7 separate regions of the Mus musculus genome follow, and regions 1, 2, 4, 5, 6 and 7 are each linked to region 3. The links are chromatin loops, found by intact Hi-C in ENCODE. Cell type or tissue: left cerebral cortex. All regions are shown on one strand. Region 1 has its middle 77 kb from the start of Gm36617. Region 2 holds the start of Sqle (squalene epoxidase). Region 3 holds the start of Mtss1 (MTSS I-BAR domain containing 1). Region 4 overlaps Mtss1 (MTSS I-BAR domain containing 1). Region 5 overlaps Mtss1 (MTSS I-BAR domain containing 1). Region 6 overlaps Mtss1 (MTSS I-BAR domain containing 1). Region 7 has its middle 51 kb from the start of Gm36617.

Region 1 (4,000 bases), 89 kb after region 3:
ATATGGTTCCTGATCAAGTTCTCTCTGCTTCGTGGTCAGCCAAGATGTGAACAAGCTGCCACACAGTCCTGCCACCAGATGTTGCCCACCACACCTCCTGCCAAGGTGAACTCTGTTCCCGCCATCTCTTAGCTGAAGCAGATGCTTTCCTTTTAAAAGTTGCTTCATTTAAAACTTAGTTCACTGTTTATGTATTTGTGTGTGTGTGTATACCTATAGAGGAAGTGCCCTTAATCACGGAGCCATCTCTCTAGCCTCTTAGGTTGCTTCTTGCCATAACGGTAACTAAAATAACAATTTCAGGGCCAGTATCAAACAAACAAAAGACCCTCCGGAGAGCCCAGCTTTGCCCTGTGAGGATAGAGCATGACAAAGATCTGTGGGCCAGAAGGAATCTGTCCTCTACTGCTAAGACTTAAGATCTGAGCTTAGATTTCTAGCCTCTCGAGCCAGGAACAGTACAAATTTGCCATTTATAAGTGTCTAGCCTTGGTACTCCTGACAGCAGCACAAAAGGATTGAGTTATGTTTCCCTGAGCAACTTAATTCTAATATGGGGATATCTTGTCCACAAACCTTTCAGTAAAGACAGATGAAGCACTACGGCCGTGTCAGTAGCTAGGACTTGCTTTCTCCTAGTTGGGTGGAAGTAGTCCACCTTTCTATGCTTCCTGGACTCTGGTTGTCCTTCTACCGTTTCTGGTGTGTCTGAATCAAGCCCTATGTGTTTGGACACATCTTTCTGGCAAGACTCAAAGTGAAATGGCAAAAGATAGACAGCAGGGACATCTCTGTGCCGGGAGGAGCAGCTGTGCTTTGCGCCTGTCTGCTAATTATGTTTGTGCATAGAAGAATGTCACTTGTGTTTGCTTTCATTAGAACATTCCTCCCAGTACTAAGGCCATGGGGATGGGGTGGACCCAGAGTGGCCACCTTCCTGTGGTCATTGGAGACCACGACTGATTACCAAAGTCTTTGACAAGTGGTGAGGTGCTGCCCTGGCTCTCTGATCATGACTCACTGGCATTTAATAGCACAATTCTGTCTCCTGGGTGGAGTTGCTGTGCATGGGGAAGACTTGAGAAGTTTCTGACTGGTCATGCGAAGAGACACGGCCACAGATCGGTACTAATAGGCTCTAGAACATGAACTCTCACCTCGGGCTCCTCCTTCCAAATCCACATTCCCAGCAGACTGTAAGTGCTGGCCAGTCTCTGCCCTTGTACTTCAGATCCCTCAAGGCCTTCAAACAGAGGGTACAGAAGTGACTGACACCCACCCTGCTCTGGGCCCCAGGACTCAGACTTACTGGAGGAATGGGTATTTTTTAATTGAATTAATCTGGCTCCCTAGGGGGCTCCTTTTAGAAACTCATACAAAGGCACCCAGCGAACTAAGAGCTCTAAGAATACATAAAGAGTGTTTGGTTTTGTCTTTTTGTTTTTCTTTCCAGTGATTATGATCAAGCGTTGGGGGCCGAGGACACTCCTACAAAGAATTGTTGGGCTGTGACTAACAACACAGACTTTTACAGCCCATTTAGATTGCTATACTCAGACTCTCAGGAGGGAGGGTAGTGGGGCCTGGTCATCTGCATCTTGACAAGCACTTGGAGATATTCTGTCCAGTGGCCTCTCAGCAAGTCATTTTAGTGTTTCCTTCTGGCCACTCAGTTCTAGCTCTGACCCTGTTACTGGGTCTCAAACCAGCTCTTGGCTTCTGGACAGAACCTCAACATGCCATGTCCTGTTCATACTTGCTGGGTCCGGACTCCCTCAACTCTGCATGCAGCTGGCACCTCTGTTTCTCGGTAGCATGTACCTAGGCTAGGGCCCCTGGTTCTGGGATGATACCCATTTGCTACCTCATCCTTGTCATTGTCTGTTTAGTCTGTGGAGTGTGAGAACCCTTTTAGAACTTCATTTCCATGTCCCGTCTGGTCCCGCTAAAGACCAGGTTACAAGAGTGTACAGTCTCACAGCCTCTGTCTTCTACGATCCACTCAGAGCCTGTCTTAGTCCCCAGAATGGAGTCTCCTGAGCTAGGACAGAGGTCATCAACACAGCCTGGACCTTTCTTTTTTCCTCAGCTGTGTCTGGCCCATGTCTGTGGTGGGGGAAGCGTGCTTTGTAGGTTTCAGGAACCAAGGGAAAGGCTCGGTTTTTACTGAACATTTCAGTGAGTCATTCTTGCTGCATGTTCCAGCTGGAAGCGTCTCTTCACGCTAAAGAAACTGACAGCAAAAGGTTGGATGTTCATCTTGTAGCGCTCCGCGTGCCATTTGGTAACTCCCGAGAGGCTTCAGGGCTGTAGCCACTTCTCCCTAGAGGGTAAGAATTAATCACAGTGTTAGCGCATCACCAGGGTCCCAACCCAGCTTCTTACGGGTTGTGTGTATTGTCTCTCTAGATCCTCTTAGCACAGTAAGGGCTACTAACCACCACCTTATGACTTTGCATGCTTAGCATGTGTGTGTGTCTACGCATTTAGGTTCATGTGTGTGTACATGCATGGGTTCATGCAGGTACATGTGTGTGTGTGCATGTGTGTGGGAACTAGGTCTCATTCCTCAGAAGTCACCCTTTGTACTTCTCTGAGGCAGGTTCTCTTGCTGTCTGGACTTAGCTCTGCAGGCTGGATGGCCAGTGAGTCACAAGGACGCTTGTCTGTCTCTGCTTTCTTCACGTTGGGATTATGATGGGTGCCTTCTACCATGCCATGCCATCCTCTGCCTTTTCCTTGTGGGTCCTGGGGTTCTGTGCTGTGTGGCAGCACTTTTCTGACTGAGCTAGCTCCCCTGGCCTGCCTTATGGCTTTAGGAATGTTATTACTTACCAACACAAGAAAGTTTAATGACTAAACCAACCCAGAGTCACTGAGCAAGAATCCCAAGCTGTGGTATCGATCATCAGAGTTTATGTTCCACCATGAGGTAGACTCAGGCCAATCCAGGAGGGTAGATGTTAGGTCCTTCTGCTCCATGTGAGGGACGGAAGATGGAAGAGGACACACTATCTGCTCAGGAGGCACAGGGCTCAGCATCTGAGCTTTAGTGGCCTTGTTCTTAAGGTCCTTGGGAGAACTGTTAGGAGACTGGGATGAGGCTTATGAGGGGGGTTGCATATCTTGCTGGTCATTTTCTAGGGTCAGAATAAAAAGAAAAATCTTAAGGATTTGCAGATATTTTGTCCTTTGCTGAGCAGTCATGTAGAGCAAGCTGAGTTCTTACTAATGCATGTGTTTGTTTAGCCAGAGTGTTGTGCTGGCTTGGAAATTTCTGAAATGAACAACCCTAGCCTCGGGCTTCAAGAACTTCGTGGTTTAGTTTGTGTGTTGTGTATATGTGTATGTGTTTAGGGACTGGATGTGTATTTGTGTGTGTGTGTGTGTGTGTGTGTGTGAGAGAGAGAGAGAGAGAGAGAGAGAGAGAGAGATTATGAACAGTGGCTTTCCTGCTGTGTAAAAAGTACACAAGGGTGTTATGGGACTGTAGAGGAACCAAGAGATCAGGAGAGAGTCCAACCATATTAAAGGCAGGTCTTCTGCAGAAGAGGCACCTACATCTAAATGGCGAAATAGAAACTTGCTAGTCAAAAATGTGTGGAAGGGGCTGGACGTCTATCTGTTACATACTGACTTTGCTATCAAGAATAACCTGAAACGCTAGACCACAAATGAAATGAGGAGCCCAGCTACCTAGCTGAAAGCAAATCTTGCTCTTTGAGGGGATTAGGAAGAAACAAAGTAACCAGGACTTATGAAGCCAGCAATAAACACAGGGGAAAGACAGAGAAGTGAATCTGGAATTTTATATCCCATTTCCCGTAAGGCATTTGTCACTTATCAGGAACTGTCAGAAAAGTCCTCAAGAAAGTGGTCACTGAGAGTCTAAGGATCTAATCCAAAATCCGACAGTCTCCACACACACGGGGGGGGGGGGGGGAATTCAAGCTCTGCACTAAAGGAAAGGCCCTGAGAAGGACACGAGGTTTTCAGTGAG
Region 2 (4,000 bases), 230 kb after region 3:
TAAGAATAGCTTCAAAGGAAAATATAGAGTACTCATGACTAAACAAAAAGACATGAAATTGGGAATTATGGTTGCAATTGAATTACCATATTTTGTTTTAGCAAATGAAGATAGATCCTTACTGGTTTTGTGGGTTTACCCAAGGAAAGCATACTTTTAAGCAAATACTGTGATTTCTTGAATGTTTTCTGTGTCTAAAAAGGAAGATTCATTTTAAACACTTCACTCACTAAAATTGTTCGTAGCATGTAGAACCGCTGTGCCTGTACTACAGGCTCAAATCATACATGTCAAATACTGACTCAGACAAGATGAATCTTCAGACCCATTCCCTTTGTTGCACCAGCTACTTGTTGGGTTCTGAAGAGCAGCATTTGAATAGTGGCTATTTTGTCATTCAAGTTCTTTCTAGAGCACCATTCCTGACAGGCTCATAGATACTTCCCAATACTGTGACTGTAGCCTGATGTTTTGTTTGCCCAAAAGAATTAAAATAGTGTGGAAGTGGGATAGAGCTTTAAAGCATTGAGTCATGCGATTGATAATCAATGACTGTTATGTTCTAATCTATGTCCGATTAAGTGGATTATCTAGTAATGGTTGCATTGTCTTGGCCAAAATCAGAATAACAAGAAGGATCCTGAGTTCTGTTTTTCAATGTGGACAGTCTTTTCCCTGAGTTAATTCCGTGTTTTACCTTCGGACACAATTCCTTAGCTTCAGGAGTGACAGTTTTAGTTTGCCTCTTTGTATGCCTGACATGTGGAACTGACCACCAAGATCTCATCCTATGTTCTGTGCAAATGCTGCTTTTTGAGAGTATTAGATACATCTCATTTTCTCCTACTAGTGCCCAAAGGTGGGAGACATTTGGCAAGGTTAAGACTCATTTAAGTTGCCTAGAATTTCAGCTTATTGTTGGTTGGACTTAGGAACATGGAGAGACCCTCATTAGGAATGTGGTGTTAGGGCCAGAGAGATGACTCAGCTGTTAAGAGCAATGGCTTCTATGAGAGGTCCACAGTTCAAGTCCTAGTGCTCGAATGGCTGCTTACAACTGTTACTGTAGTCCCATGGGATCCAGTGCCTTCTTCTAAAGTGCAGCCATACATGTAGACAAAATACATAAGTAAACAAATCGAAAGGAAGGAAGAAATGTGGAGCTAGATAGAGTTGGCTGTGCCTGCTGCAAAGGGTTGGTAGGATACAGTTCTGTGAGACTTACTTCTTTCATTATTAAAGGATAAACGGGTTAAACAACTGTACCTGTTTGAATGACTTAAAAAAAAATCGCAGAAACTAATAAAGATATCTGAGAAGTGTTTAGGGTGAGACCTAAACCATAGATAACTAAGAACTCAACGAAAGCTTGATAATTAAATGGTACTGTCGAGTCTGAAATTCGGTTACATGACAGTAGCTGTGGATAGTATAAAATGATGTTGTTAGTCTCATGAACGACGGCAGATAAACTGCTCGGTTACTTCTGTAACAGAAAGGTAATGCCATTCTTGCAAGACTGCTGTAAGGGTTGAATGAATGTTTGCAACGCTCTGGCATAGTGCTTAAAACATAAAATGATCTTATTAAACAGTTTTGGGATTGCTGTTGATTAGGACATTTTTTTTTTTTTTCCTTTCTCATTCTTTCTTTAACCCGAGAAGGATTTCACTGTGTATCTCTGACTGGTCTGGAACACGCTATGCAGATCAAGCTGGCCTCAAACTCACAGAGATCCTCTTGCATCCCGAGTTCTGGGATTAAAGGCGTGATCCATCTCCACCTACTGACTTCTCTCATTTTCTTTAGTCCTCGTCCACTAATTATGGCAGGTTCGCCGGCGTGTCACGTCCTCCTCGCCTTTCTAGCCCGTGATCATCCAGTCCGCCCGGATGACTCCTGTAGCTCTCTTGCGTTTGAGCCACCAGGAGCCACCAAGAGTTCCTCCAGAGCGAGCTCCACCCTCCGCAGGTGGGGCCTGAGGACCCCGCGGCGGCCAGGCCGAGCGGGCACCGCCCCATTCACCCACCGGCCCCGCGCCCACCCCACGCACCCGCCCCGCACCACGCAACATCGCCCTAGCGCCTCTGCGACTGGCGCCGCGCGGAGTGCGCCGCCCGCCATTGGACAAACGCTCTATAGCGCCATCTCAGCCTACCGCGCGGTGCGCGCTCTCATTGGTTCGGACGGCGTGGGAGGCGGGGTCCGCTCAAGGGGCGGTGCCGGGCCGGAGCCCCGCCTCCCGGTCCCTGGGCTGGGCCGAGCCCGCCGGGCGGCTGAAGCGCGTGGGGCCGGGTTGCGAGCGGGGCGCGCAGCGGTTACTCTGGTTACTGTCCGCGAGGGATGCTGGGGACCCGGCGGGCAGGAGCCTTCGCCTCGCTCTGAAGGACGCTCATCCGAGACAGCCATTCACTCTCGAGGAAGGCAAGTGTCGGTCGGACAGGTTCCCGGCCGTGACTTCGGGGCTTGCTTGAGGAGGAATCTCCAAGGGAGGGCTGAGCTGCCAGGCTGCCGCCGCGCTTCGGGACGCCGTGGCCATCTTTTGTTGGAGAAGGCTGCCGGGGCAGTGTTGCTAAGGGCAGCTTTCCCAGCACCCAGATCCTTCTACGCTCCCGACTCCTTCCTACCGAGCACCTGCTGCTGGTGACAAAAGACCGTTTACAGCCAGGCGAGCGGACATCGAAGTATACAGCCACATTCGCACCCCTCAGCCCAATAGAGAGGCCCGTGTCCATCAGTTGGCTGAATGAAGAAGTGTGTAATCAGGAGCCGTTGGGGTAGGCAGGCTTTAAATGCTGCCTTTTAAGATCTGGACAACTTAAGATACATTTGCACTCTCAATGATTTCAAAAATTGATCACATCTGACTCGTGATCCTGAAACTATTTATTGGAAGAAGTTCGACCGGTTGCCCCGAACCCCTTTGAGAACTACATTTTGGGGACATTTTAATCACTGAAGACCTTCCGAGGAAAAAAGACCCCCCCAAGAGACCCCCAAAACACAAAATCCTCAGCCTTGGCTGGTGCCACCAAAGAAGCCTTTTGAGCCATGTGGACTTTTCTTGGCATTGCTACCTTCACCTATTTTTATAAGAAATGCGGGGATGTCACCCTGGCCAACAAGGAGCTCCTGCTGTGCGTGCTGGTGTTCCTGTCGCTGGGCCTGGTGCTCTCCTACCGCTGTCGCCATCGACACGGGGGCCTCCTTGGCCGCCATCAGAGCGGCGCCCAGTTCGCTGCCTTCTCGGATATTCTCTCTGCTTTGCCTCTTATTGGCTTCTTCTGGGCCAAGTCACCTGAATCAGAAAAGAAAGAACAGCTGGAGTCCAAGAAGGTATGCCTGATGCCACAGTGGGCAAATGAATGGGATCGTATTTTAAACTTCAGATCGAGGTCACTGAAGTTTATGGTTTCTTTAAAAGTCACGAAAGTGGTGGCTTAGAAGCGTCAGTGTTCTCATTTGATTGCGTTTCTTAAAGTTCTGGACTGTGTTGTGGCTGTGCTCTTAGGGAAGATGAAAAGCATTTGTTGTGTGAACCTCAGGGATTGGGTGTTGATTTTGGTAGGAAATGTTAGAATTTCATTTGGGAGACAGACTCACTGTGGCTTTTAATTTAAAATCCCTGGGTAAGGATGATTTTTGTTCCTGACAAGGGAGAATTTGTGTGGCAGGTAAGGCTACTTATAAATGTGATGGCAGACAGTGGAAAGTGACAGCAATTTGAAAAGCAATAAAGATGCCTAACACTTTAAAGTTTTGGGCAGAAATCCGTCCCCCACTATCTATTGAAGCAATTAGTCAGCGCAGTCCGCTCCTAAGTTGAGTCAGAGCTGAATGACAGGCTTACGTTAGAGACTGGATCTTTAAATATTTGTGGTGCCATTAATTACTTCGAGGGAATGATGGGGCCAGTGGTAGGTGATGAGAGAGGAACAGGGCGGCAAGTCAGATCACGTAGGACCTACTAGCCAGGGATATGTGAACTTTTCCCTTAAGA
Region 3 (4,000 bases):
GAAAGAAACACAGGCCCTGACAGCCCAGGACTCAGTCCCACCGAGAACCTTTGCAGGAAGCAGAGAAACCTCTCCGGGGCTTTGCTGTGTCTCGAGGGTCTTTGCCTCAGAAGAAAGATGGATGGCACAGGCGTGGAAACTATTCCACTCTCTTGTTATCTTTTTATTTTTCTCCAAAGAGGAAACTGACTCCCTTCCTGTGTTGCTGTACATTATGAAGTCTCAAAAGCTATTCAGAAAAAAAAAAGTTCTTAGCCTTTTTCTCACCCCAATTTAACATCACTTTAAAAAAAAAAAAAAAAAAAAAAAAAGCCCTAAAAATGGTACCATGATGACAATCCAAATGGCTTCTCCCTAAAAGCAAACAGAAAGGGAACCAAAAATATGATAAGCTGGTCACGAGTTTAAAGATGGGAAGGACAAGGAGGTCACCACAATGACTGACTTTCTTGCCGACAACGCCACATATCCATATATCCTATGCTGTCTGTCCTAAAAAGCCCAATTTAATCTTGTCACTTCTCTTTTGAAGTGTCATCGCTGGCCACTCCATAAAAGAAGGCTTCTAAGGAAGAAAACTCCATGTAAATATTTAGCAGTTCCCTTTCGCATAAAACAACCTTAGAAATCAGACAACCTGCATGCTCTCTCTCCCCGATCCCTCTCTTCCCCCAAAGGGCCTAAAATCAGAATCCAAAGCACAATGTAGTTTTCTGCTGTGCCTCCAGTCTGAAATATTCTACTGTCAAGTGGGGAAAAAAATCTACCAAACTCAAAGAGAAAGAGACTAGAGCGGTGTGTAAGAGGTCTTCCACCTACAAATGTCTAGGCAGGGCCTACACCAGGCATCCAGCTGGTGGGTGGAAGGTGGCACAACCCCATCCTTGGGGAAGGATTACCTTCTGAAGGGCTTTGGGTTCAAACCACCTACTGAAAAGAACTGAGCCCTGATTTTGGATTAAAATAACAACAGTCATAGTCGTAGTCGTCATCATCATCAAAGGTAGAGAAAACTCCAGGTGTGATTACTCTGGGGCTGAAGTCAGGGATCGGTTTAGATCCCTGGATTCCTCATTTCTATTCAGGGACTGGAAACATCATTACCTCCTCAAAAAAAAAAAAAAAAAACTCCTCTGCACATCACAACATACAGTGTGTGTGCCTCAAACCAAATCTTGTTTTGACTCTAGTAAAGTGGGTGAAATTTAAGTTAACAATAAACACCAGAGTCCAAGCAGGGGCATCAATCTTTGTTCAAAAGAACACTTCGATAATTCAATGTGGATTGAGGGCAAAGGAATGAAAGGGGCTGTCTTTGAAGAGACTAATCCATCTAATTCCAAACCACTGGATTAGAGGCATTCCTGGGCGAGCAGGCTCTGGCTACAGATTAGGCTACAAGGATTTCTGACAAAAGGCACGAGCTTGGTAGGCTTGCAAAATGGACCTGAGGGGGACCAACCAGGCACCTTGGCAAAGTTCACACTAGATGAGGTGACAGTTGGTTCTAAAAGGAGGAGGCAGGCATGACAGCTGAACATTCCTCCCCAAAGTCCATGGCGAAGGCCCACGGCCTCTCCAAACCTTACACTTCATCAGACAAAAGCTTCCCCAGGCGCCAGGCAGCGGCTGAAGAGGGGCTGTCCACACCCACTCGCCAACACAGCTTTCCAAACCTGCCCACTCTTTTGGAAGCCGAGCGCTTAATTAAACACCACCTCCCCGGATCTGTTGAGGCAGACTGGGGCTGGCCTCGAGCCAAAGAGAAGCTCCCTAAATACACTGGAAAAAAATGCCCCCCACTACCGCCCCCAATTCCCACTTCCAGGCAGCTCCTGGAACTGCTTCTATCTTATTAGGGTGGGTAACCTAAGTCACGGTGTACCTCTGAGCACCAGAAAACCCACAATCGAGGATCAGGTTATCTCCAGTCCCACCCTTTGCAGGAAAAGGCTAGGGTTGTTCCCCGCCCCCAACACACTCGCGCGCACTCACACGCACACACAATCCTTCCCAGAGAAGAGTGGGGTGTGGATGTGTGTTTGAGAGAGCTGGGTATAGTAGTTTTGGAAACCTCAACCTTGCCTTCCTGTTGTGAGCCTCTCAGGCTCGGGGTCCCTGGGAACTTCTGCGCCAAGCCCCGGGGGAGGGTATGGGGAATGCAAGGAACACCATCAGCAGCTCTGGAACAGACTAATTAATAACTAATTTGCTCAGATTCCCCTACTCCAGGTAGACCTGAAAGCCAAGCTTGTAACAACCCTGCCACCCAATCTCCCAGGCCGGAAGACTCTTTCCTGCAGCCAAGCAGGGGCCCCCACTACCGCTCCACCACCGCGCCAAGCACTCCACCCCAAACCCAGGGAGTCAGGTGTCCTCCAGGGCGTCCATCCTCCACGGGTCGCAGACACTCAGTCCAGGGACAGACAATGGAAAACTTGGAACTAGGGCCCTAAACCCCCAAAGGAACAAGATGGTGTCGCCCCCTGGGATTATGAATGCAGGGGTTGGTAAGTGGCATCAGACTCTCCCCCACTAGCCCCCGGGAAGTCGCCTGCCCAGTGACCCAGCACAGCCGGAGCAGTGCGGCGGGTAAGAAGGTGACACCCGGGTCGCCAGAGCTCCCGCAGGTGGCCGGCAGCGCCGGCGAGGGCCAGGCCGGCCGCGGTGGAGGGGAAGCCCCGCGGCGAGGTCAGAGCAGCCGCGCCCCCAGCGTCCTACCTTCATGTCGCTGATGATGGTCTGGAAGAGGCCTCCAAGCGCGCTGCATTCCTTCTCGATCACAGCCTCCATTTTCCCGGCGCGGCGGGGACAGGACACGCTCTCGGGGCGGCTGCACTGCGCACGGGGCCGGGCTCGCTCAGCCCGGGAGCGGTTTCACCCTGGGAGCGACCTACCTCCGGCTCGCCGCCGGTTTTGCAGAGAGCACGCGGTGCTCGCAATTTACTGCACTCTGCCCCCCCAAGTCCCAATCCAAGACGCCCAGCCGCTCCGGAGGGCGAGTCACCTATGTGCAGTGCTCGGCTCCTGGTCTCAAAAATGCCCGGAGAAGACTGACAATCAAGCCACCAAGAGTGCCCACGACGGAAAAGGCGAAGCCCATCTTGGTGCAGAGAAAACCGCCCGCTGACCCGGGGCCAGCGCCATTTACGAAAAAAAAAAAAATGTCTTCCAAATATAATTTTTTTCTGAAACTCCAAAATAAAGAAAGAGAGAACGAAAAAGGGCAGCAGCAGACGAGGTCAGCTCGCGTCGCCCGGATCTGTTGCTCGCAGACGCGGCCGCCGCCTCCTTTTTACTCCTGTGCGCCCGGCCCCGCGCTCGCTCTGGCGGTGCTCCCGGGGATGTTGCGAGGAGCGCACGCGCGCTCGCGACCGTCTGGCGCGGGAGCGCGGGGGAGGCGCGCGCCCGCGGCTCGTGCGTGAGCCGCCCGAGGGCGGGGCTGGGAGCGCGCGCTGGCTGAGAGGCGTGCAGAGCGCCTGCTGCAAGGAGGAGCTGGCGGGAGGGTAGGCGAGCCCGGTGTGCGTCTCCCGGACGTTCAGAGCGCCTCGTGCGGCGAGGGTCTCTGAGTGGAGAGGGCGAGTGAGCGCCCAGCCGCCCACAATGGCAGCTAGCGTGCAGGGAAGCCGCGCTGCACCTCCGGCCCCGCCCCTCGAGGGACCTGCAAGGTCGGCACGTTGAGCGCTGCGCCCCGCACCTGGTGAGCGACCAGTGAGGCGGGAAAGCTGTTACTGCTGTCGCTGCTGCAGCCTCTGGAGAAGAGGCCTCTTCGATGATGTCAGGACTGCAACGCCCGAGTCACGGCTGCAGGGAGCCAGCTACAAGATTAGGGAGAGTCTGGGAAGAGTATCCTGCGGTGGGATGCTGAGTTCCAGAAAGTTGCAGGGCGCTAGATTGATCTGCTGAGGCTGAGCGAACGCAAAGGGCATCAGGGTTCCTAATCACTTGCCCATCTGTCTGTACAGATCGTTGGCTGCATATGGCTGGAATGCTGATGGTT
Region 4 (4,000 bases), 56 kb before region 3:
GCATAACAAAGGTGATTTGAGGAAACTAGTATTTTGACAGACAGGGACACTTACCCTTAATGCCAATGGTGACACCGGGAGAGTTGGCTCTTGTGTCATGAATGTCATGAGCAAAACCTAGATCTGGAATGTCTAAGACATCTCTGTCTCTGGGATTCTCCAGAGCTTTCTATGCTCAGTTCAGTAACTCTGTGATGGCCAATTCTACCCCCACCCCACCCCCAGTTTACAGACCTTACCTTGTCCCCCTTTTCCATCTCTACAGACATTAATTCATAGTTCTATTCAAAACTCATAACCTCCAGGACACCTTGGCCTGTCGCTATGTCCGCTTTCATTTACCATCCTCCTTGGGAAGCTGCCTGTGGCGCGCTCTCGCTCGCTCGCACGTGCTCTCTCTCTCTCTCTCTCTCTCTCTCTCTCTCTCTCACACACACACACACACACACACACACACACACGAACACACCTCCTGGGTTCCAGCCTTACCAGGCTGATCTTATGAAACACGGTGGTGGACATACAGCCTGTGCAGACCCACCTCGGAGGGACAGTCTGTCCCGCTCTACCACAAACCAGTTCTGTGTTCTGAGCAAGAGTTACTGGGCCTCTGTGTGTGCGTCCCTTATTCTGTCTATCAGCTAAAAGAACCTGCTTTCAGGAGCTTTTATGATGAGCCTTTAGAGCTGTGCTCATTAGCACCTAGCACACAGTAAATGTTCAACAAACTAAGCTACTATTATGTTCCCACTGCATTTTAACAACCTGCTTATTTGTAGTCATCCTCTGCTCAGCCTGAGGCATCGGATCGTCCTCCCAGGCATATCATCCGGGCCAAGTACTACAGCTACCTCACCAGAGCTAAAATAATGAGGATGACGATGACGGTGATGATGATGATGTGGAATGCCCAGATAAATGAACATGTAGCTATGTTCATCACACATGGAAGGCATTGCTCTCAGGGACTCCACGCAGCTCGATTATAAACGCTAAATAGATGTTCTCATAATGTACAGTACAAGTACAACCAGAGGAAAATTAATTCTGGCAGGAAAGGGCACTGAAAAAAAAAAAAAAAAAACTAGGAAAGGAAGGCGAGAAAGAAAAGAACAACAACAACAACAGAAATGGCCTAAGCAAAGCCCACTTGGATTGAAGAACATGGCCGTCCTGGGGCTGGGGTGAAGGGACAGGAAGGAAGAGAAAGGAGAGGAGGATGCTGGCCAGCGCAGAAGCCACCCCCCTAACAGAGCTGGATGAAAAAGGAAAGGAGATGGCTGGATCTCAACTGCAGAAAAGAAGTCCAGGCCGTTAGGGGCACCATGGAGTCCCAGAGGATCAGATAAAGGAGGGGTGGGAGGAAGGGAAACTCAACAGAGCCCAAGACAGAAGTCGCCTTCCGGATCTAGCAAAGGAAAAGAACGCGTTTTAGAAGCAGGTTGGGATTTGGGAAGAGAAGACGGAGATTCCTTCATCCCCTCCTCTCGGTTCCCTCCCTCCTCTCGAGGAATTTGCCTTTAGACTGTAGGCTGAGGTAAAGGTGCAGCCTCCATTCGGTTCTCTGTGAGAGAGGCTAAGGGACAAGGAGGAGATATGTGAAGATGTCACACACATTTCTGTAAGAATACTAATAAGGAAAAGTCCAGGAAGAGACTAAAACAGAACAAAGACCAGAGGGAAACCAAGACCCAGTGTGACTTGAAGCCAACTGGTAAGAAACACTCAGGTGGGGCGACAGGTCAGATGTAGTCACAGAACATGGAAGAGTGACAGCGGGAAGAGGAGAGCAAGATCATCCATCAGTGAGTGTTCAGATGAACTGTGAGGCCCATCTCCATGCTCCCTCTTAACCCAGCCTTGGCTCATCTAGAAAACGTATTCCGGTAGATGGTAGCAATGGACACAACAGACTTCCAGGAGGTATCTTAAACATTTATGGCAGTAAGCCCTTGAACTGAAACAAGATGCACACAGAGCAGAAAATCCCTGGTTTAAATCTCAGGTCTTTGAGGGCTAAAGACCTGGAGAGCTTCTGTTTTATGGGTACACAGCCTTGATTTGCTGGTGTTGGCTAGTGAGTTTATACATACGCATCTGTGTACGTGTGCACCCACAGGGGGTAGGCACGGGCACTAGAGCCCCTGGAGCTGGAACTACAGACAGGTGTGAGCTACCTGAGTGGGTGGGTACTAGGAGCCAAACAGGTCCTTGGAAAACCCGCAAACATTCAACCTGTGAGCCATCTCACTGACCCCCGAATGGATTTAATGCCATTTAGTTGTCTACTTAGAAAATGGTTCAAACGGTAAATTTCATGTCATATACATTTTTACTACAATAAAAGGTGATATGCAAATGAGGAATGATGGTTAGGCATCCATAATCCGCAAGGTTGCCTGGCTGCAAAGCACTGAGCTAGGGGTCAGTCTCTGAAACATTCATTCCACAGCTAGAGTCTAAATCCAAGATGATGGTGAGACTCTGAGGCACCTCAGGAAAGTGGCCATGTGTACCCCCACCAAGAAGGGAGGCGGCCTTTCTGTCCACCTTTGTTTTCTTACAGACACAATAAAATCCACACATTCCATCTGATCAGACATGCTTTAATCCAGCCCACAACCAGGAAAAATGGCTCACGAAGATTGATGCTGGAGGCAGGGGATGCTATCAGATCAGCGAGCCAGCCACGCTTAGCTCACGGGAACTGCCTCTCTTGTCTCCAGTTTTTAAACTGCCCTTTCTCTTTTGTGTGTTTGCAAATGAGTTTTCCCTCTTATGACCACAGACATCTAAAAATATACTAAGTGGCCATTTTGTTTCCAAATGGCAAACAGACCCATAGGACTGACATTGCATACATCCCGACACTGTCTAACAGCATACCAGCTTGATGATAAGAGAATGGAAAAATCAATACCACTGGATGTGACCAGAAAACAGAGGAGAAGGTGTAAGAAGGCATGCTAAGATGGCCGTCTCAGTGTATCTAGCCACCATCTAAACCCGGGGCGAAATAACCTCTCTCCATTCTTAGCTCTTTCTGCAGGATCCCACCCAACACAAGCAAATTCCACAAAGCTTATCTATGGAGCTTTGACTCACTCCATTCCTGAGATGTGAAGGAGACCCTGTTTGTGACACACGGGCCCTTTCCCACACATCTAATGACAAATGAACACAGAGTTCCCGATTTAGATGGATAATTTGTGTCTGGCTTTGCAACCTTGTTGCCAAGGAAGCTTCCAGACACTGGATTTCCTTTTGTTCTGCTAGAAATGTTAGTTGTGGGGAGAGGGGCTCTCCGTAAACAGCAGCAGGAAAATAAGGCCTGCCGCCCCCCCCAACACACACACACACACACACACACACACACACACACACACACACACATGAAAAGTGCAGGAGTCGGCAGATCCTGATTGCACAATTAGAGAAGGTTTCATCCCCACAGCTTTGGGTTCTACTTTCTCTATAAATACTTACTCATTTTCTAATTAAACAAACAATTAGTAGAAAGCACAGCCTGAGAAACTGCGTAGGTGTCACCCTCTTGCAAATGATGCCAAGTAAGGGTGAATCAGAAGTGTCGGGCTCTTAATGTTTGCAAAACTGGACCAAACCCGAAGTGCACATGCTTCACAGCTGGCTCTGGAATACAATCAAGGTAATTTTGTTTTGTTTTTATTTGTTTTACAAGGACTCAAAAACAATGAGCTACTTGGTTGGTTTCCAGTAAGGCTCAGCGTCTTTGTCAATGCAAAGTCATTGACTCAACAACACAACGCAAGCAGTGGCCTTCCTAGATCACAAGCTAAAAATCTCCTGACTCGGTGTGGCTAAACAAAGCTAATGTTTACTCTCCAGGGCTTCATTCAGAACTGGTAAGAGAAAAAGAAATGGCTGTAACATAAGAAAATCCCTGCACTCTAGGAAGGAAGACGGTACCAGCATCTTGCTCCAAGCATTCGCAAAAGAACACTTCGGCAGGCACAGGCTA
Region 5 (4,000 bases), 71 kb before region 3:
ATGGCTCCAGTGGACCTCTCGGACAGGGGCAGTCACTTTGGTTGGTAGCCCCTGTACAGCAATTCAAAGCAATTCACCCTCCTCCTACCTACCCACCTGTAAGCCTTCTGGGGAAGCAGGAGGTTTGTCCACCAGAGAGCAAAGTGGTATTAGAGCAAGCAGAACCAAGGGACTGAGATAGGACAAATACAATTGAAATCACCACAGCCCTCTCAAGTCCCAAGATCCCATTTCTTTTGTCAATAATAGTAAGTTAAAATAGCCTAAGAATTAGATTAAAATGTATAGAAAGTACACAGCCCGAGTGTTTAAACATGAAGCCCATTCAATAGACAGGAAGTCATTTTGCATAGTTGAGAAATTATATATATATTGAACTCATGTATTTAGAGTTCTTTCCCACAGCCTTAAGGGCTGTCCTGAAGGTCTCAGTGTTTACCATTTTGCTGAGACATTAGCCACACCTTCACCTCCTGGACTCATGCTGTGGATAATTCTCATGGAGTCACTGATGTTAACAGGGAGGGCATTCCTCGGAGGAATGTGAAAATGCATACTTTATTATACAAACAAGCCTTATGCCCACAGCAGCCAAGGAGGCTGAGGGGTGAGGGTGGGGGAGCAGGAGGAGCCCTTCCTGTCTGAAAGGCATGAACTATGTATGTCACTCTGTCCCCATCAGGATCACAACAGGCATGAACTCTAGTTTTGCCATGGAGCCCAGAGAGACCAAAGTGAAGACAAAAGAGAAGGGAGACAAGCAGAGAGAACTTAGCAAGCCTCAGCCCAGGCGTTAAACAAAAATACTGGCTCCTTGGCAGGGCAACCCTTCCCCCCTCCCCCTCCTTCCTGTGCTCCCTGCAATTGAAGCGTGGATTATTTCTTAAGACACACAGAAAACTGAAAACTAAACCCAGTAGGAAGACAGAATCTTTACCTTCAGTTTTCAATAAACAAGTCACAGAGAGGTAAGAGGAAAACCATGTAGACTGGCAGCCGCACTTGGTGAACTGAGGCAGGTGCAGAATTGCACGCCTGTGAGGATGCAATGGGGCTGAGCAGGCCAGCAGGAGGCCACCCCGGAGTTGGTGCTTCTGTGCCGTGGTTCCTCCTGGCATGGTCAGCAAACACAGCTTGCACCTACTCTGTGCATTTCTGATTACAAAAGCTGAGAGGTGCTAAGAAGACGCACCCGGGTCTAAAGGAGCAGATGATACTCCACCAGAGAAGCTATATCTTCTTAAACAGAGGAGCCAGACAGCCCAATTTGGTCAGAATTCCTATCTTCCTCCCAAAAGCGCACCTTCAGTCCAACCAACCAACCTTCAAATGGTTAAGCCGCCAGCTGGTGACAAACCCTCTGCCCCTGACCATCTGAACCGGTGTGTCACTTAAGATAGCCTCATTTCGGGCTGGTGAGATGGCTCAGCGGTTAAGAGAGCCCACTGCTCTTCCAAAGGTCCTGAGTTCAAATCCCAGCAACCACATGGTGGCTCACAACCATCCGTAATGAAATCCGATGCCCTTTTCTGGAGTGTCTGAAGACAGCTACAGTGTACTCACATATAATTAATTAATTAATTAATTAATTAATTAATATTTGGGAGAAAAAAAAGATAGCCTCATTTCTATCCTGATTTGTTGGTTTGTGACAAAGAGACATGAAGCCTGCATTGGCCTGTGTAGCCAAGGCTGGCCTTAAACTAGTAATCCTCCAAGCCTTAGCCAATACTGGGGTCTTGGGTGTTCTTCAAAAAAACGTATGAAAACAGTCAATCATGACTGCTTCCTCAAAGCCTCTGTTTCTTCATCTGGGAAATGGGAGCATAGGCTCCAATTTCATAGCTGTGAGGACTACAGATCGTTAACAGCTTTACACATCCTACACGCAGTAACTCTCTAACCACAGTAGCTGCTCTTTCTAGTCTTCTCTACTGGGGGCGGGGGGAAGGGGACATATCTTTGAGTTATAAAAATGGCAGCGTGGAAAAAAAAAAGCTTAACACCTACTGTTAATGAGACACCTCCCACACTTGGTAGGAGGGTGCCCAGTCAGACCTTTCCTGGGAAAAACCAGCCCTAGAGCTACAGTCTGTAACGTGCTGTGTCTCCTACTTAAATGCCACCTGAGGAGTTGATTCTGCCAGGAGCTGAGGGATGGAAACAGGCACAGGGATGGCAAGAATACTGAGCCCTAGAAAGAAGCAACAGCCACGAGTGGGAGAGCGGCTGAGCAACCATCACAGCCGTGTGAGCCAAGGTTTCTGCAGCTATAGAAAACTGGTCACAGCACAATCATTTAAAACTGTACCTCTCCAGAGGCTGAATCGGGAAGGCTGTAAGTTCAAGGCCAGTCTGGCCAGCTTTCACATAGCCATGTTTCCAAAAAAAAAAAAACCTAAAAACATAAAAGCTATGATTTTCACCCTTAACTGTGGGGTCCAGGTGGCTATCAATATTCCTAAAATAGTACAAACTCACACAGCTAAATTGTACGTGCTTGTAATATAAACACAGGGAAACACCCAAGTCGTGGCTGGTACTTCCAGATAGTGAAACTACAGGAAAGTGAACTGTTTTTTTAAACAACCCAAGAATAATTGTTTTGTATCTTGGGAATTTGTAATGATGGATTTGTTTAACTTTGAAATTAGAGAAAAAGTTATAATTGACAAGTATGGCTAGACCCAGTGGTGCAGGCTTCTAATTTCAGCTACTGGAAAGGCTGAGGGAAGAGGAGAAGCAAGACCAAGACCAGCCTGGGCTCAGATCAAGTTCAAGGCAACTTATAGCAAGGTCGCATTTCAAAAGGAGGAAGGGGGACCTCTGGTAGGTACAGCCTGGCCTGGCGTGTGTGAGGCCTTGGGCTCAGTCTCCATTGCTACAGAAGAAATGTTTATGGGATGGGCATGAAGTGGAAATGCAGACAGATGCTCTCCAGTCCACCTCCAAGAAACCCAAGTGGAAGCTCACCCTTCCCTTCCATCAGGGGCTCTGCCACATACAAGGGGAGGACAGACTCCATCACCCGTAGGCCTGCAGCTGGCATTACATTAAGCCCACAGACATTTCCTTAGGACCTGGCACGAGAGCATTGTTCATTTCCTTGTCCCAACATTTGCATTCAAAAGGCTGCCCAAACCTCAAACCACATTTAAATGCATGAACAGCACAGGATCCTGTAGCGTTTTCGTTTCCCTGGCAACCTTATCTTGATCTTCTTTCATCTTGGCCTCAGATGAAAGGGCTAGGTGCCCCAAAGTCCCTGAAATCAGCTGGCAGCTGGGGGGAGAGGGCGCTCCATCCTCCACCCCACCTCCCAGCACAAAGCTAGCTTATTGAGAAACAAGTGCCACTTAATTTGCTTACACCACCTTCATTCCACCGGAGACTTTCGACCATTGGATCCCAACAGGCTTGCCGCTCAAGTTCTGGACCATCTGACTGACTTTCATATTCCCAATTCTTAATTTAGCATCACAGAAACATAATTAATCTTTCTCATTAACTGAAAAGGAAAAGGGAAATTACACTGAAGATTACTATTTTGCATCAATAGCAAATCAATGTCTAAATATTTACCTAGCTCGGGTCCCTTGAACAGCAGGTGGGGATGGGGGCAGATGGGACCTTAATTTTAATGGGTGAACATCAAGCCACAAAATGAGCCTCCAGGGCCAGACTTTGACGTCTGAATGCTATGGACTAACTAGAAACAAATCAGCAGACGGGCAGTGGGGTGTGGCTCATCGGGAAAGGTGCTTGCTCCATGAACCTGGAGACCCAAGTTTGAACCCATAACTAAATAGAGAGAGAAAACTAATTCTACAAATTTTTTCTTTTGTCCACTGAACCACAGACACACACATTGTGGCACATATGTCCATGCACGCGCATACACACACACACACACACACACACACACACAGAAATAACACACGTAAAAATAAAGAAATCAGAAGGGATTTCTATGAAGGCAGATCTATGTGATTTTGAGGCT
Region 6 (4,000 bases), 110 kb before region 3:
GGGCTGGACTAATAAATAGTTCTTCACTGAGACCCAGTACTGGAGCCATCCCTAGCACACAGCAGCTGACTGAACAGCAGGGGAAAGAATGGGTTGTAAGGGCTTAAACACTACTGGGAGACTGGTGCTGTAAAGGGGAGCATGCCACATCACCGCGTCCCTAACCTAACCCTCTGGGACAGGGCAGGGGATGCTCGTCACCTGGAGAACTGCCTCAGCTTGGCCTCGATGCTCCGGTGCCGCATGCACATTCTGGTGAGAGCTGAGCCGATCTCCCGGGTACCACCTGGCAAAGCAAAGGAGGCCCAGATCAGCAGGAGTCCCAAACCAAGCACACTCACGTGACGCCACCAACCTAAGATGCTGCCTTCAGAACTTCCCATTGCACATGTGTGCATATGCAAACACACGAGTCCAAGACCAAGCACACTCACGTGACGTCGCCAACCTGAGATGCTGCCTTCAGAACTTCCCATTGCACATGTGTGCATATGCAAACACACGATGTCACGTGGTGTGTGTACTACAGTCCTATGTAATGTTTCCTATTCTGAGAGTCCCCGTTCATTTTGTACTTTTGGTTGTGAGTCAGAAATCAAGGCCAGTGACCTGAATTCAACACATGGTGGAGGAAAAGGACTCCTGGAGATTTTGTCTAACGCACACATGCACGCACACACTCACAATTATTGTTCATGAAAGATGACCAAAAATCCCTGACCCCATCCCACCCCATCTGCCCAAACGACCCTCAAAGCTGTTTTGGAAGAGCTAAGGACCACTGTGGTTCATTATTTCAGGGTCCGTGCAATTCTAGGGTAATATAAAGTCATGGTATATTTTCTCATTGGACACTGGTGACCTAGATCTTAGAGTTCCACACGTGTGGGAGGGAGCTAAGGCATGTTTTGATTTTCCCAAGATTCTCTGCATGCCTTCCCTTCGGGCGCACCGCACCCTTCCCCAGATTAGTTTTTAAGGCCTTCTGTCCCTCCCCACTTCTGGAAAAATTCTTGAATCAGAATCTATTGGGATGTGTGGAGAATGGATTGTAACCTCAGATCAGAATTGCATAAGGACCCTGGAAGGCACAGTCAATGATGTTAGGAAAACACACATGCAAAGCTTGTGAAACTGGGTAAGTGTCAAATAAAACACTATTCTCTGGGCAGCAAGAGAAAGCCACAGGAACTTAAGACACAATTAACCAAATCACCAGGGAGGGGAAACCACTCTTATGAAAATCCATGACATTATATGTGTACACCCATGACATGACACATGCTACATGTTGTTCTATCTTCTCTACAGAAATGTTTGTCTGTTGGTTCAGCCCCCCTCGGTTTCCATTTTATTCTGCAAGCTCTGAGCTCATGACAAGCAAATGACGGTAAAGTAGTGACTACTAAGTAGTAATAGTTCGGCTGAGCACGGCGGCACAAGTCATTCACTCAAAGAGCCCGGGAGGCAGAGGCAAGGGGTTCAAAGCCACCACAGCCACTGTGAGTTCAAAGCCAGCTGGGGCTAACCAAATCTGAATGAATGAATGAATGAATGAATGGGTAGCATTTCCACTTTGGAGGCAGAGGGCAGCAGATCCTGTGAGCTGCAGGCCAGCCTGGTCTACACAGCAAGCTCTGGACTTGCCAGGAAGACATAGTGAGACACTGTTCACACACACACACACACACACACACACACACGAGGCTACATTTTCAGGGAGCTCACCCAGTCCATTCAGTCAACAACATGTAGGTCTGGGCCCACACAGAGTCAGTAGCAGGACCCCCATCCAATACTCAGACTTGAGTACTGAAAATTACCTCCAGATTTTCCCAGAAGAATAAAAGTTACACTTCCCTGCTAACCGTTGCTGTAAAAGCTGCAGCAAAAAACCCAAATGTGAACCCAAGGCTGGTCTGACATCTAACTAGTGCCTTGGGTTGCTGAGGATGGAGGCCGGTCAGGAAAGTGCTTGCCTAGCATGTTATGACACATTTGGGCGCCATGAAACGACCATAGTAGCACACACCTATACTCCTCACACTCAAGAGATAGATGCTAGAGAGTCAAAAATTCAGTCTTCTTCAACTATATAGCAAGTTCAAGTCCAGTGTCAGATACATTCAACCCGTCACCCATCCCCACTCCACCCTACCGCACCCCCGGGGAAAAAAAAAAAACAGACAAAAATACAAACAAACAAACAAAACCACCTGGCATTCTACAAAGTGTTTGTGCCTTCCCAGGGATTACCACGAGAGGGCGCTATTCTCACATACTCCAGCTGTCTTCCTATCTGCCTGTTTTTAGCGTGTTTTTTTTTTTTTTTTTTTTATTCCTTGTGAACAAAGGTGAGGAATGAGGACCGCTTTATCCCCCAGGAAAAGATCTCTTTTCCCTGCTCCTTCATTTGATTAAAAGTTAATAACGTGACTACACAGGATATTGGCCCGCTTATTCCCCGCTGCAAGGAAGGCAGACTAAGGCTTTCCTGGGGGGAAATCAGCAGCTATCAAGAAAGGCCCTAAAAATAGCATCCTCTCCTGGACCCAGCAACTCATATACTAAGAACTTAATCTGAGGAAATAATGAAGAAAAACGGCGAATCCTTACCTGGGAGGACAATGATGGAAATGTTTACCACCTCACAAATCCCATTATAATCATCTAGTTAAATGAACCGTGGGGCACAGACACCCAACCGAATAGGATACAGCTATTTAAAAATAGAATTATGTGTCACTTGGGTGCTGCTTAGAGCGTCTAAGTACTTTTCACATATTAAATCAGTCAGTCCTCACAATATTCTCAGTTGTGTTGACAACACTGCGGTGCCCATTTCGGAGACGGGAGAAGTAAGTACTTTAAACAACCTGCCCAAGGTTACAGGATTAGTTAATGCCACTGAAGCAGGAGGAATCGTCCGGGTATGTGCATTCAGCTGTAGTCAGCTATGTGATACTTCAGATAGTCGACAACTAAAAAGACGGCAGGGCCCAGAGGACGCCCGAAGTCCTCATCTAACAGCTACTGTAGGGGGTGGTGTTTGTTCAGCCGGCTCTGAGAGTTTGGTTCTTGAGTCTAGAAGTCTACGAGGTGCTAAATGGGAGTGCAGAGAGCCAGGTGGTGTGACTCTCTTCCTCAGGGCCAACCGCCACTGCCACTTCCGTGTCCTTGAGGAGAGATGAGGGGTTGGAAAGGACCGTGCTGACAGCCAGGCCCTGCGCTCCATTTTTCCATCTTTTCTGTCCTACTATTTCAGTGCCTAACAGAAGCAATCAAGCTATGGGCCGATTCCATGCAGTTTCTGAACGTAACGCCTGTGCCCACCACTGTGCCTCAGCACAGGGAGCCACAGAGAGGCCAGGAAATGAAAAGACATTAAGAAAACTTCCTACCAGCAGTATCTGTGTAACTGGCACAGGGGCAGGAGGCAGAGGACATTCCCTATGGACCCCATAACCCAGTGTTGCTGATACTGGCATGTGTGGGTCACCCTAAAAACAGACCTTTCTGTTAAGTGCTTAGCAACAGCTGATGCTTTCCTGACCTCAGCAGGTTTGAATTGGAGGAAACTGGCTGGAGCTACAGAGTCAGAGGAGACATCTGGAAGAGGGCCAACCTGACAATGGGAGGATTTATGGCATTACACATGGCTGGTTTAGACACCTGGCCACCCTGCAAGGGTGGACAAGACCTTACTTCTTGAATGAGGGAATATTTGTTATTTGGAGGCTGGACCAACAATTCATTTGGGTTGTTTGTTTGTTTGTTTGCTTTATTCCTTAGGGATACGTGTGTGAACACAAGAGACTTGCATCTTTCTCAATTTGTTTTCTGTATTATTTTTTTTTAATTTTTTGACATAAGGTCTTTCACTGAACCAGGAGGCTGACCAATGAGCTCCTTATCCTTAGAGGGGATTAAAAGCAGTGCCACCACACCCACAACAGACCAAGGCACACACTCACACATACGAACTTAAACTCAAATTCTC
Region 7 (4,000 bases), 110 kb after region 3:
GTGTGGGGGGGGGGCTGGTGAGATGGCTCCGTGGTTAAGACCACTTCCTGCTCTTCCAGGGGATCCAGGCTTAGTTCCCAATATTGTTCGCAGCTATCTGTAACTCCAGAGTTTTTTTCCATAGGATCTGACTCTGTCTTTTGGCCTCCACAGGTACACATGGTGCACATAAATGAAGCAAAACACACATGCACATAAAATAAAATAAATCTAAAAGCAGAGTATTTTATTAAGATGTGGGTATTTCTATCCTCTTTAACCTTCCACTTAATTTTCTTTTTTCTTTTTAATGAATGCAGAATTGTGCATATTTATGGGCTACAGTGTAGCATTTCTCCATTTAGCACCTTAAATTTAACATCATTAAAACTTGACTGAATTTTTTAAAAAAGAATTTACTGTATTAGTTATGTGATGTTGGAGTTTGCACATATCACAGCACAAGTTGAAGGAAAGAACCAACTTTCAAAAGATGTCTTCTGATCCCCACAGAACATGTTGGTCCTGGGGATCAAACTTAGGTCGTGCAACAGCCTTACTGCCGAGCCATCTCGCCAGCCCCAGCTCTCAATCCTATCCACATGCCTTCCCCTCCCTTCTCCTCCTCATCCCAGGAGGAACCGTCCCCACTTGATTGGGCTTAAAAGTCTTGGAGTCATCCTTTAGAAAGTGCATTTTCTTACACTTCCGGCTTAGCAGCGAGAGGTTCCACAGCCCGTGTCTGCCAAGCATATCGCTTGTTCTACCCGCTTGCCACCCTGCTCCAAGCCATTCTCATTTGTCTTGGATGACAGCAACAAGCTCTGTCTAAGCTCCGGTTTATCCTTATCCGTGCCTACTCCCTCATCCCTCTTCCCAGCACTCCTTAAAACTTTCAAGTGGAATCGTGGCACCCCCTTTCCGGGCCTGGCTCCTTCGGTAGGAGCATTCTCCACATCTTTGATTCCTTTGGTGAGAGCACTCTCCATATTGTTGACTCCTTCAGTGGGAGCACTCTCCACATCTTTGACTCCTTCAGTGGGAGCACTCTCCACATCTTTGACTCCTTCGGTGGGAGCACTCTCCACATCTTTGACTCCTTCGGTGGGAGCACTCTCCACATCTTTGAATATGACATGCAGTCTCTTTGGCTTTGTTCAGAACTCTGGGTGTCAAAGCCTTGAGTACCAGCACGGCCTCGTCCCCTGCACTGGACCCTCCCGGCTGCTTATGCTCCTCAGACCTTGCAGCCCCTTCAGATGTGAGGTTTCCACACCACTGTCATCCCCCTCAGAAGGGTCTTTTCCCAGACACCAATATGGCTGCTTGCCTCTGCCGGCCTCTGCTCAAATGTCACTTCTATATCATTGTTCTTGTGTTATATGTATTTCTTACTTGTCTGTTGTCTATCTTCCCAACTAGAGTATAGTCTCCACAGAGTCGGGACTTTTGTATCTGGTCACCTGACATGAGTGTGGCCTGTAGGAGGCACCCCATATTTGTTTATCCTCAGAATAAATGAATGACTGAATGAATGACTGAAAGCAAGAGGCTGCCTATTGGGAGAAATAAATCAGCTGGGGAAGTGGGGAGGAATCCCTGTCAAGAGGGGAGGACTCCCTGTCAAGAACAAGCTGAGAGCCAGAGACTGAAGCCGGGGCCTCGGAGGAAGACTGTCTCCATGACAACCTAGGCCAAAGGCCGTGGCTACTCTAGGGAAAGGGCCAGCCTGGCGGCGCCTGTGGGGACAACATGGCAAGCAGCAAGTCCGTGCCCAGCCTGGCATCCAGCTCAGACACCGGGACACTTTCCCTGGCCTCCACCTCATTGCTCTGGCCTTGGCAGACCCAGCAGATGGGCACTCTGCAGGGCCCTGGAATCAGCACAGCCGGCTCCTCGTGCGCTGGAGGACAACCCTCTGTCTGGCCTAGGCTCCAGATCCAGGAAATCCTAGATTGTGAAGCTCCAAGGTGGCTCACCTCGTGGAAAGCAACCCAGCCAAACGGGGTGCTGCTGGCAGGAGTGACAAAGGGAGACTCAGCAGCCACCGGCTCCTTGGTAGACTTGAAATTTTTCTGCCCTCTCCCTGAAGAGCCTCGCCAGTATCTCTGTGAGAAGAGGCCTGTTTATCCTTCTCTTTCCCATGTCAACTGAAGTGTAGAGAGGCCAGCAGCTTGTCCATAGCCCCACCATTAGAAAGTTCCAGAAATGTATTCTGATAGCTCCATCTCTCCTCCTGCCTCTTGTCCAGTACATGTCTCACTCCTGGGCCGAGGGTGGGTATCTGCTGTACTCTTCCCTCTGGCTGATCCAACTCTTCCTCCTCATCCAGTGTGTTCCATTGTGGGCCTTACCCTTTGGATGCTGATGATGACTCCATTCTCACAGCACCCCTGGGGAGGCAGTGTTGCTCCCATTCTTCAGGTGAGGAGGTGGAAAGATACCAAGTTAGGGAGGAGCAGAGGAGGCATAGAAACCAAGCCCATGGGACTCTGAAACTCTAAACTCTTGCTCTATGCCATGGGATCATGTCTGAGAGAGGCGTGGGAAGGGCGCTGTGGGACACAGATGAGGGAAGAACACATTAACTTCAGCAGTACTGAGTGGATGGGGTGGAGGGGTGGGAGGATGCAAGAGCAGAGGACACGAGAATGTTCCAGCAAAAGAGACAAAATTCCAAGCAATTCCCAGAAGCCCTCACTCACCCATCACCTGACTTCAAGTGCGTGGCACTTTCTGATTTCTTGGAAAACAGGAAAATTATCTTGTTGAAGTTCCTGTGTACCCATACCTCAGTAAATATTTGTTGAATATCAAAAATCGAACAAAGCATTTTGTCCTCGCCTCCCTGATTTTCCAGCAAGAAAGAAGTGTGTATTGAATGAGCCTACCTCGTCCCAGGTCCTACCCGCCTGAGAAGCATAGGTGCCAATTGCCTCCCACCAGCTTCTGTCTGACGTCCTTCCCAGCTGTGATACCGTGCAAGCCTTTCTTCTCCACAGAAGGCCTCTAGAGAACTTTCCAACTTTCCAGGCAGCGGCTGTGAAGCCACTGTAATAGTGTAATGGTGTAATAATGTCTCCCTCTCTGCTCCTCTCTGAAGCCTTCATTTCCTCCTCTCCCTGTGTCCTTGCTGGCTTCTTCCCTGTGCACAACTGTCCCTTAAACTATGATCCCGGCTTTTCCCAGACTCTGTCCCCGGACCTGAGGTACCCTTGTCCCTTAGTGCCATCCCCCACCTGTTCAGAGCCATGTGGGTGAGGGGACTTTCAGGAGAAGAAAAAGTTTGTTTTTTCTTCAAAACTAAAGAGTTCATTATTCTTTCCTATTTTGATTCTAAAAGCAGTCCGTTGGTGAGGGAAAAAAAAATTCTGTGAAGTCACATTGCTTCTATGTGAATGAGGCAAATCTCTAGCTCCTGCCTCAGTTTCTAAAGTGTGTCAAAGAGAAATGAGAATAAGCGCATCTTCTGTGCACAAGGATGTTTTTTATGTTCAGATCTGCTCAGCATAGCTTTGCCTACATCCCTGGTGAGGAGTTGGCTGCATATCCATCTACCCAGAGATACTGTTGATGATGCTCATTCATGCGTTAGACATGGTTTGATTTGCCACTGGAAAATAAACGCAGGATCATAGTGGGCACAATGGATGCTTCATGCTGGCCTCTCCTGCCTACCCTACTGAGGTGTTGGCTGCCAACTCTAACTCCCTGCCCACTAAGTTGGTCAGCAGGAGGCATCAGTAGCTGGGGTATGGGAGGAGCGTGAGGTAAGGGCGGTGGTTATTCCTCTAGTACCGTCTCTGTTGGCTTGCCAGGGCTGGCTGTGTCTCTTCTAAGGCTACAGTTCCCAGCAAGCTCTGTTTCCATCACTTGCCCTTCAGCCCCACAAGCAGTTACAGCTTTTGTCCATTGCTCTTGGGCAATGCTCTTCGGGAGTCCTTGCTGCCTTTCCTAACTCTGCCCACACCCATAATTCCCGATTTAAACCTTCCTCAGGTACCTAGCTGAATGTCTCACC

What was found. Hi-C counts contacts between places; a loop is a spot of excess contacts. Peaks named below come from ENCODE experiments on the same cell type or tissue, not always from the same donor. Only the 100,000 strongest peaks of a DNase experiment are listed, where the experiment ranks them.
Region 1: a loop joins it to region 3, with 2.0 times the contacts of the local background. A loop is called at or near these places in 3 of 42 quality-filtered maps.
Region 2: it touches region 3 in a loop (3-fold over the local background); 4 of 42 quality-filtered maps call a loop at or near these places.
Region 4: a loop joins it to region 3, with 2.5 times the contacts of the local background. A loop is called at or near these places in 5 of 42 quality-filtered maps.
Region 5: a loop joins it to region 3, with 8 times the contacts of the local background. A loop is called at or near these places in 6 of 42 quality-filtered maps.
Region 6: a loop joins it to region 3, with 6 times the contacts of the local background. A loop is called at or near these places in 23 of 42 quality-filtered maps.
Region 7: it touches region 3 in a loop (2.4-fold over the local background); 18 of 42 quality-filtered maps call a loop at or near these places.

What each region holds. Positions count from the first base shown.
Region 1 is chr15:59,167,270-59,171,269 of GRCm38, forward strand. No RefSeq gene overlaps it. Among named protein-coding and RNA genes, the nearest start is that of Gm36617, 77 kb to the right of the region's middle. In left cerebral cortex, no CTCF peak of the experiment used is centred here; a DNase peak (open chromatin) is centred at 2,197.
Region 2 is chr15:59,312,794-59,316,793 of GRCm38, forward strand. Sqle (squalene epoxidase) reads left to right here and starts at 2,299. Exons shown (of 11, transcript NM_009270.3): 1 at 2,299-3,336. The coding sequence starts at 3,052. In left cerebral cortex, a CTCF peak has its summit at 2,136; DNase peaks (open chromatin) are centred at 2,164 and 3,215; H3K4me3 peaks cover 2,643 bases; H3K27ac peaks cover 1,326 bases.
Region 3 is chr15:59,078,735-59,082,734 of GRCm38, forward strand. It overlaps Mtss1 (MTSS I-BAR domain containing 1), which reads right to left and starts at 3,292. Exons shown (of 15, transcript NM_144800.2): 1 at 2,722-3,292. The coding sequence starts at 2,793. In left cerebral cortex, no CTCF peak of the experiment used is centred here; DNase peaks (open chromatin) are centred at 1,737, 1,955, 2,548, 3,005 and 1 more place; H3K4me3 peaks cover 2,828 bases; H3K27ac peaks cover 2,342 bases.
Region 4 is chr15:59,023,221-59,027,220 of GRCm38, forward strand. The region is part of intron 3 of Mtss1 (MTSS I-BAR domain containing 1); the gene reads right to left. Among named protein-coding and RNA genes, the nearest start is that of Gm41330, 31 kb to the left of the region's middle. In left cerebral cortex, a CTCF peak has its summit at 1,901; no DNase peak of the experiment used is centred here.
Region 5 is chr15:59,007,673-59,011,672 of GRCm38, forward strand. The region is part of intron 3 of Mtss1 (MTSS I-BAR domain containing 1); the gene reads right to left. Among named protein-coding and RNA genes, the nearest start is that of Gm41330, 15 kb to the left of the region's middle. In left cerebral cortex, no CTCF peak of the experiment used is centred here; a DNase peak (open chromatin) is centred at 2,084.
Region 6 is chr15:58,972,275-58,976,274 of GRCm38, forward strand. It overlaps Mtss1 (MTSS I-BAR domain containing 1), which reads right to left. Exons shown (of 15, transcript NM_144800.2): 4 at 202-286. Among named protein-coding and RNA genes, the nearest start is that of Gm41330, 20 kb to the right of the region's middle. In left cerebral cortex, CTCF peaks have their summits at 2,247 (motif pointing right) and 3,023; DNase peaks (open chromatin) are centred at 2,261 and 2,998; H3K27ac peaks cover 653 bases.
Region 7 is chr15:59,192,906-59,196,905 of GRCm38, forward strand. No RefSeq gene overlaps it. Among named protein-coding and RNA genes, the nearest start is that of Gm36617, 51 kb to the right of the region's middle. In left cerebral cortex, a CTCF peak has its summit at 1,732; a DNase peak (open chromatin) is centred at 1,734.